2 separate regions of the Homo sapiens genome follow, and region 2 is linked to region 1. A link is a loop called in an ENCODE intact Hi-C map of the cell type or tissue named here. Cell type or tissue: heart left ventricle. All regions are shown on one strand. Links, peaks and the distances in the headings refer to the core of each region. The heading gives the core; the rest is flanking DNA. Region 1 overlaps PHACTR1 (phosphatase and actin regulator 1). Region 2 holds the start of LOC124901262 (a long non-coding RNA gene).

The links. Peaks named below come from ENCODE experiments on the same cell type or tissue, not always from the same donor. Only the 100,000 strongest peaks of a DNase experiment are listed, where the experiment ranks them.
Region 2: it touches region 1 in a loop (3-fold over the local background); 3 of 110 quality-filtered maps call a loop at or near these places.

Annotation. Positions count from the first base shown.
Region 1 is chr6:13,118,468-13,122,863 of GRCh38, reverse strand. The region is part of intron 5 of PHACTR1 (phosphatase and actin regulator 1); the gene reads right to left. Among named protein-coding and RNA genes, the nearest start is that of TBC1D7, 210 kb to the left of the region's middle. In heart left ventricle, for the core only: a CTCF peak has its summit at 1,779; no DNase peak of the experiment used is centred there.
Region 2 is chr6:12,960,328-12,964,723 of GRCh38, reverse strand. All of the region lies in intron 4 of PHACTR1 (phosphatase and actin regulator 1), which reads right to left. It overlaps LOC124901262 (a long non-coding RNA gene), which reads left to right and starts at 946. Exons shown (of 2, transcript XR_007059459.1): 1 at 946-1,033; 2 at 1,811-4,396. In heart left ventricle, for the core only: no CTCF peak of the experiment used is centred there; no DNase peak of the experiment used is centred there; H3K4me3 peaks cover 703 bases; H3K27ac peaks cover 3,700 bases.

The DNA of each region.
Region 1 (4,396 bases), core at 114-4,113:
TTTGTCTTTAAAAGAACTAAAGACAGTGACTTTAACTCACAGAGTTGATCTCATGCTGAGAGCATCAGGCTAGACTGGATAAGTGGTCCTTCCGATGGCCCTAAAATCATGCCATGTACTCTCTAAGGGAATTATACCTAACAGTATCTTCCAATTTCCAAAAGTTGAATTCTCTTTAAAAATAAAAAAGTACACATACAAAAGATTTTAAGTATTTAAAAGTAGAAAGATCAGTACAATGAACCCCCATCTACTCATCCCCCATTTCAACAACTGTCACTAAAATTCTTACAAGTTTGACAAACAAATTGCCCTCATTCTAGCGGGAAAGTCCTGTATTGGGTAAGCCAATATATCAATAGCTTGACATTGTCAGGACACGTTAACCTACAAGCACCATGCTGATGTGCACACACATTTTTAAAGCTTTACTTCTTCTGACAGTTACGAAGCTCTTCTGAGATCAGGTGTGGAGGAAGCTCACCACATCTCTTCCCTTGGGAGGGTTCAACTTCACCTAATTACAGACATAAGCTGAATATGAATTTGGGGAATCAATCAGTAGCAGGTTATGCAATGCCAATTAAAAATAACCTTTGAAAATACAAGATACCTAGATGTAAAACACAAAGTCCTTACATACTGAAACTCTTAAAAATGTTTTCTTAAAACACTTATTTCAATCCTCATTGGATTGCCTACCATTTGGAAAGTGCGGGCAAGTATTCTATTAGGGAGGATGAGTCTTTATTGAAGAGTGGTGGCTGTCGGGCTCAGGAATAGACTGCCTCAGTATCACACAGAAGCAAAGGCAGTCACACCATAAATGTGTGGCATGTCATAATACTGCCTATATTTATTATAAGACTTTATGTATATATTTTCACATACATACTTATATACGCATATACACATATATATTTAAAACTCATGCAGTCCTGAACTTCACATTGCATGATGCATTTTCTGAACTCAGTAAGTCCCTGTTCCCAAGATTCCCAAACTGATTCACTGTGAAGCCTTGCTCATATGATCACCATCATTTCATGCACAGCCTGCTTTCCATGAAGATTGCTGCAGCCCTGGGCGAGGCCCTGTCTAGATTGAAAGAGACATCGATGTGTCTTCCTGCAGCCAGCCTTGCCTGTTCCCACCTAGCCTTCATATAGCTGCCAGATCTATTTGCTGGAAACCATGTCAGATCATATAAAATGTACCTTGAGTCCCTTTCATGTCTCTCCGTTGCTTATAGAATAAATTCACATTCATCAAATTGGCATGTGAGACCCCATGCAAACAATGTATCAAATAATAATAGCTACGATAATATCCTACATAGCAGAGTGTAATCGTTAACTCCTGTTTAATAGTTAACTATATAGACTTCTATGTTATAATTATATAATTAGTATATATGGTCAATAATATGAGAAGACGTGACCTATCTGAAGGAAGTACTATATTACCATTTTACAGAGGGGAAAACTGAGGCAGAAAGTGATTGGGTAGCTTTCCCAAGGTCACCTAGCTATTAAGTGACAGGATTGGGAGTTGGACCCAGGCAGCCTGGCTCTGGAGTCTGTGCCTCTCACCATTCCGTCCCCTGCCAGATCTCCCTTCTAAGTGCCTCCATCCCCAGCCCATCCACATTCTAGTGATTCCCTCCAGGCACACTGTACTTCTTTGCTGGCATCGCTTCCCCTATCTGGAAAACGCATCCATCTCAAGCTAGTGAAAGTTCCTTCTGCAGACCACCCAAGACCTAAGTTAACATCACTCCCTCCACATGGTGGTGCCCACGCCTCCTTTACACCCTTATCTGGTTCTGTCTTGTGTAGCTGGCTGTCAGCTGCACCTGTCTGAATGCCCGGCAGACCTCATGTTCTTTAGACTAGGGTGCCAGGCTTGTTCTTTGTCATCTGGGGGTTGGCACAGAGCTCCCAATCACCCTGTCACTGAGTTTAATGATACAAATGTGAAGACATACAGAGGCATCGCACACTGCAATGCTGGGTAAAAGTTTTCTCTACAAGAGGCAAACATGTGCTTTAAAATGACAACAATAATGAGGACTGCATGGAGTCCTTGCAGATGATGTCTTGCCTTTCCCCATGCCCCCTGTTTTTCCTACAAGTGGGGGCAGGGAAGAGAAGAGAGGAAGGGCAGCATGCCCTCTGCAGCCACAGCCATCCTGGCTTGCAGGATTACATAAAAGAGATGAGCCTAACAGTCTGTCAAGGAAGCAAGGAGGTCCCACACTCAAGGGCTAGCGAAAAGAAAAGAGAAAACCAGCCACCCCACCTTCGGCCTCCTCTAAATTGCTACCATCCCAAACCACTCCTACACTTTCTCCTCCCCACCCTGTGAAGACAGAAGTGGCCAGCAGCGTGCTTCGACAGTCAGCCTTCCTGGACTCTGTCCTTAACTCATTTAAGATCATCATTTTCCTATTAACTCTCCATGCCAAGAAGTCCTATCTCAGCAGTGTGGGTTTGGGATGTCACAGTGGGGCCCCTTGTTATTCAATTTCACTGGGTCTTCTGTTTTCCTACTTTGTTTAAATGGAATGTTTTTCTCCAGGAAAAAAAAAGGAGGGGAGGAAGAGAAGGAGAGAGGGAGAAGCAGGGAGGGAGAAGAAAGGAAGAAGGAGGAAAGGAAAAGTTAGTTTGCAAAGCTAGATTGTAGACCAGGAGGGAAGTCCTTCATATGTGGCAAGAATGAATAAAATATTTGTAAACTCTTGAGACACTGGCAAGGGAAGGTGTTTTCTCCACAGAGAAGAGGAGGCACCAGGAGAGGTATTTCCAGAACTAACGGACCATGTGTCCATGGGCCCCTTCACCACGTATTTCATCCAGCAGGTCGATTTGATGTGACAGGCAGGGTGCATCTCCAGGAAGCGACTCCCTCATAAATAAAGGTGGGTTTGAGTTGGATGTTTCCATACAAGGAAAAATCTGTGGCACACGCTCTTACCACTCAGACTTTGTCTCTACAAGTTTGGATTCCTGGAAAATGACACAGGGAAGGGTAACTGGGAAAAAGAACACCCGTCGGCTTCTCATGGAAACATCTGTTCTGCTGGAAGTGTTCCTGGAGCTGAAGGTGAGCTGTTGAGACCCCAGGTGCTAAAGCTTTAGCAGAAGCATTTATCCGCTCAGCCTCTCTCAGGCCCTGCCCTTCAGGGATGACCTGCTGGAGCACAGGCAGAGGTCTGAACCTCCTCCTCAGTAGGAAGCAGAGATGCAAAAGCAACAAACCTGGGACGTGAGTTGTAGCTGCAGGGGCTGGGAGCTCTGGGGGCCTCTTCCCCCAGCATCTATTCTGGGCTAGTGGGTCCCTGAGAGGCCTTCTTAGGGAACAGCCTCAGCACTCCCCATACATCACAGAGCCTCACCTTCCTCTAATGTGGAGAAAATTCATTTTCCCACTAGTGAGGTCAGTATGTGTAGGACTATACGGTAGCTTTCTGATGTTGTGAGAAAAGTGACCAAATTATCATGAAATTGGTAAACTTTATACGTGAAAAATCTCAAGTCAATTCTGAAGCCAAATGCTGTTTTCCAAGTAGTGTTAGAAGTTTAAATTAATCCCAGTGGGTTTTCCAAAGTGTATCACATGACGCTAGTCTCTGTTTGGGTATTGTTCTGGAAGAGAAGCTTTTCTTACCATGCACAAGGCCTAATTTGCTATCTTCCACCATGTGAGAAATATGCTTGGGGAGAAACAGAAATGAAGTTTAAAAAAACTATTTTTTTTATGAGGTAGATAAAGAGAGAGGCTGAAAAGAGAAGACAAGGAGAGGAGGTTTTTCGTAAGCCCTCTAATAAGGCGAGATGAAACCTTTGTTCAGGGTCTATTATGTGCTAGGTGCTTTTTGACTCATAGGAACTCTCAATAGTTCCTAGCATTAGAAGTAGTATCATTCCCATTTTACAGATGAGGCAACTGAGGCTCAGAGCACCGCAAGAATCATCCAAAAGTGAGTCTAGTATGTAGCTAAATAGAGTTGCAAACTCAGGTAGTTCTAGCTGCAGTGCCTGGGCTCTTTCCACTGCGCCATGCTGCCCTTCTTAGAAAGGGCCCTGGGCCAGGCACAGTGGCTCACGCCGTAATCCCAACACTTTAGGAGGCTGAGGCAGGCAGATCACGAGATCAGGAGTTTGAGATCAACCTGGACAACATGGTGAAATCCTGTCTCTACTAAAAATACAAAAATTAGCTGGGCATGGTTGTGCGCACCTGTAGTCTCAGCTACTTGGGAAGCTGAGGCAGAAGAATAGCTTGAACCTGGGAGGTGGAGGTTGCAGTGAGCCGAGATCATGCCACTACACTCCAGCCTGGGCAACAAAGCGAGACTCCGTCTCAAAAAAAAAAAAAAAAAAAAAAAAATGGC
Region 2 (4,396 bases), core at 239-4,238, 160 kb after region 1:
TGCTGCAGTTGCATTTGTAACTGATGGTGCCCCCATCAACTTCCATTCACTCCACCTAACACATAGATTAAACTCTGACCATGTCACTTCTGGGCTTGGTATTCAAATTCTTTTCAATGCATCTACCATCGGTCCCTTTCTCTCTACCCTCTCGTTCAACAAAACTGGCCTGGCCACCATGCCTCATGTACACTCCAGGCGTGCCTTCCCCTGTGAATTGGCATTCCACTTACTTTCCTTCCTTTGCTGAAAATGTCTCCTGCCTCCCTCTTTCTGTTCCCCATTCTCCTGTATTAAAATATACCTATTCAGCTCTCAAGACTCTTAGGTTAAAAACATCTCTAAAGCCTTTTCTAGCCAGAATTAATATCTCCCTCTTATCATCCTCAATAATCTTTTTTTTCTGTTCTCATGGAAGCTGTCATTTTCTATATTTTGTTAAAATTTTATGTACATGTTTTATTTCCCTGAATAGGTATGAGTAGCTTTGATTCCTTTTCTCATATACTGCGGAACTCTTTGCACAATACCTTGTCTTTAGAACAGTAGATAATAAATGCTTACTGATTAAATACAATAACAAAAATACTCACAAGGTAGTTGGCTTTGCTTTACTGAAAAAGACATGATATTTATAAAAACACATTTTTTTTTACTTGAGAAATTCTACATATGAACAAACCAACTTTAAATTAAAAAGAGAGTTCGTAATTTATACTAAAGCCAAAGGGAGCCAATATTAACTAGTTTTCTTAAAGTCTGGTGACTTGTTTCTGAACGTTTGTCCTAAACATTTTCAGCCTCCAGGCCCTTTTTTGGGCAAGTTATGAACCTTGAAATCAGAGCTAAATAATACAGGTGCCAACATACTCTGAATTACATCACAGGGTCTTTCAACAGCCTCATTCTAATAACAACAAGAGCACTTCACACTTGGCGAGTTCACTGCATCCAAATAGCTTGAAGCTTGGGCAAACTAATTTTGTACACTAACCTGTTGCTTCTCTGCCTCTGAAATGGAGCCTGGTAGAGGGTAAGTCTGTCTACTCATGATTGAGTATGTTCCTGTTTGTGAGAATCAGGAGGTGGGAATCAAAACGCCCGGATCATAACTCCCAGGGAACAAATCCTTCTTGGGCACTGGAGGCATACTGTATTTTTAATGAAGAAAGACATGGCAGGGTGTTTTACAAGTTACTAAATGTGTGCTCCTTTGTTCCTCCTAATATATTTTTTTCACCATCGTCAGTTGGTTTGTTTTTTTTTTTTAAAGAAAATCAAAGTACATGTCTTGCCTGAATGATTTCCCCCTTTATGTTGCATTTTCCTGTTTGAATGGAGGATCCAGGCTGCTACCAGGGAACTGGTCTATGCCTTACCAAAGTGTGCAAATGGTCCCGGTAACGGTGCAGCTGTGGAGGGGAAGAGGAAGCAGTGAGCAGGCTCACCCTCATCTGTGGGCGCCTGCAAATCACCTGCTCTACTCTTGTTATTACTTTTTCGTCCATGCCTTTTCAAGTCTGTTAATTTGGAAGAAGCGTCAGTTCCTCTGCACTTCCCATATTTGTGAGAATACCTCAGCTATGAGCTGGACTTCCTGTCTCTTTCTCTGAATTCTGAGATCCAACATTTAGAAAGGAAGTGACTTGTAAATACCCCTTGCAAATCCTCTTCCTCTCTACTGACCAATTCTGTTTCAAAAATATATAAATCAATGTGTATGTGTGTGTGTGTGCATGCATGTGCTGAGGTGTGTGTATTTCAAGTAACCATATCCTTGAATATCACTGTTCATGCTGAATGGAGACAGGGAGAGCTGGGGACTGACTGAAGAAATGGAGAAGGCCATGCTTGATTCTGCAGAACATGGCAGGAACCTGGATGACAGGATCAATCTTCCTGTAAGTGATGAAACAGTGAAAGGAAGTGGGAAATTATCCAGAGACATGCCGTAATCCTTTTGACCTCAAAGGAACATCTAATTCAAAACTATGTTAAATCCATTCTCCAAGAACAGCTGTCACCACAGAGCTGCAAAACTTGTTAGGTACAATCTACCAGTGCTTTGACAGAATGCCCAGGTGGAAGTCAATAAAACAAGGTCCTCCCTTTCCCTTGAGATTAATATACTCTAGAGAGTCAAGCTTCTCTGGAAGCTTGGCCCAGGTCTACCAGGCTGCCTTTCCTGGAGTCTCCTCACAGCAGTTTGGTGATACCATTTTCTTCTAAGGCTGTACCATGTTCCCTAATGGATCTGATCAATTCCTAAAACAAGAAGAATGCATTTTTAATGAGTTTTCTTCATTAACTTGATAGCTGTTGGGGGCCAAATTGTGCTCCCTCCTAAATTCATATGTTGAGGCCCTGACCCCTAGTATGTGACCTCAGAATGTGACTCTATTTGGAGAAAGGGCCTTGAAAGAGATGATTAAGGTTAAATGGGGTCATAAGGGTGAGGGATAATCCAATATGACTGGTGTCTTTATAGAAGAGATTAGGGCCAGGCACAGTGGCTCAACCCAGCATTTTGGGAGGCCAAGGAGTGAGATCACTTGAGCCCAGGAGTATGAGACCAGCCTGGATAACGTAGCGAGACTCTGTCACTACAAAAAATTAAAAAATAAAGAAATTAGCTAAGGTGGTGTCATACCCCTGTGGTCCCAGCTACACAGAAGGCTGAGGTGGGAGGTTCACTTGAGCCCAGGAGATCAAGGCTGCAGAGAGCTGAGATCACACCACTGCACCCAAACCCGGGTGACAGAGACAGATCCTGACTCAAAACCAAAAACAAAAACAACAAAAAAAGAGAAGGAGACTAAGGCACAGACACCCACAGACTAAGGGACAACTATGTGGGAGGATGAGGTGAGAACGTGGCCATCTACAAGCCAAGGAGCAAGACCTCAGGAAAAATCAACCTTACCAGTACCTCAGTCTTGGACCTCCAGCCTCCAAAACTGTGAGAAAATAAATTTCTATTGTTTAAGCTACCCAGTAGTATTTTGTTATGGCAGCCTTAGCCAACCAATACATCAGCTATGGACTATCCAAGGTGATTTTCTTCATTACTATCTATAAGAAAATCCTGGTTTTCAGTAACACACATATTCCTTCTTTGGGAGGTCAATTTCTTTAATCCCAAATAGTTATCAACACAAGTTTGTACTTTAGGTTCTTGTCTTCCTTTCAGTTTGGACACAGGATATCATATGTTGCTCTTCAATAACCTGACAGTAGGGTAGGAATTATTTTTACTATTTTCTAAGTGAAGAAACTGACTCAATGGCATGATTTACCCAGGGCACATGAATTTATAACCAAGTCTTTCAATACCGCTTTCCCTGCTGCTTCTCCAACATTCCACTCCTTCTTCTTTTTCCCTAGCATTAGAATATACCCAAGTTTGGGTGTTTTTCCATCTCAATTGTTTTTGAAACTTGTTTCTCATCTTTCTGTATTCTGTTGGATTACTTTTTTTTGTTTCTCTTAATTTTAGACATTTGTGTTATCTTTGTCATGGATTTCTTAGAAGACACCCTACACTATTTTTCACTCTGCCTTCTTTAGGACAAGTTCCAGGAGAGATTTTTTTATCCAGTTAGTTTCCTAAGAAGCTCAACCTATACCTAGAGAACCTTTTAGGAAACCCTTTCCCTGCAACTGTGGATCCTGAACTTTGTAGGAAGCTGAATACTCATGGAATGCCAAACTTAAGGGCCTTTGGCATCTTTACCCTTTAGAGTAATTATGCTACTGTCTTTGGACTTTACAGTATACGATCAGGAGTTTGCTTTATGAGAGGCATTAAATCCCCATGTTAGGAGACTGCAAAAAGAAAATACAAACACAGTCATTAAGGGGCCATTTAAGGGTAGTAGATTCTGTGTTGTCCCTAGTGGAGGCTTGGAATTGTATAGTCATGGATCACTATAGCCCATCTGCGGGAATTTTCCAAGTCGGGTAAAAGCCTACAGGATCCCTGAGCCCATCAGATTCAGGATGAGAAAAGGGCAGAATCACAACTTATAGCATGGCTGAGGCAGGAAAAATCAAACCCACTACATCCATTAGAAGGTGTTTGGGGCTGTCCGGAGACAAGGGCTACTTTGTCCTTGTTGGACCCTCCCTGGTGTGGGGTCGCTGTGACCCAGTGGTAGAGTGCAGGGAGTCTGGGGACAAATGTTGTTTATCTGGTGCTGCCACTGATGCCCTCTGTGGCTTAAACCAGTTCAATTGACCCTTCTGTCCAAAACACGCAGACACTCGTGCCTTCTCATCTAGAGAAATACAAGTGTTATTGAATTAATTCCAAAATATTTGTAGGAGCACAAATGTGAGCTAAAGTTTCACACATATTCTTTACTCACTGGCACATTCAAGGGAAAAAGTGACCTGG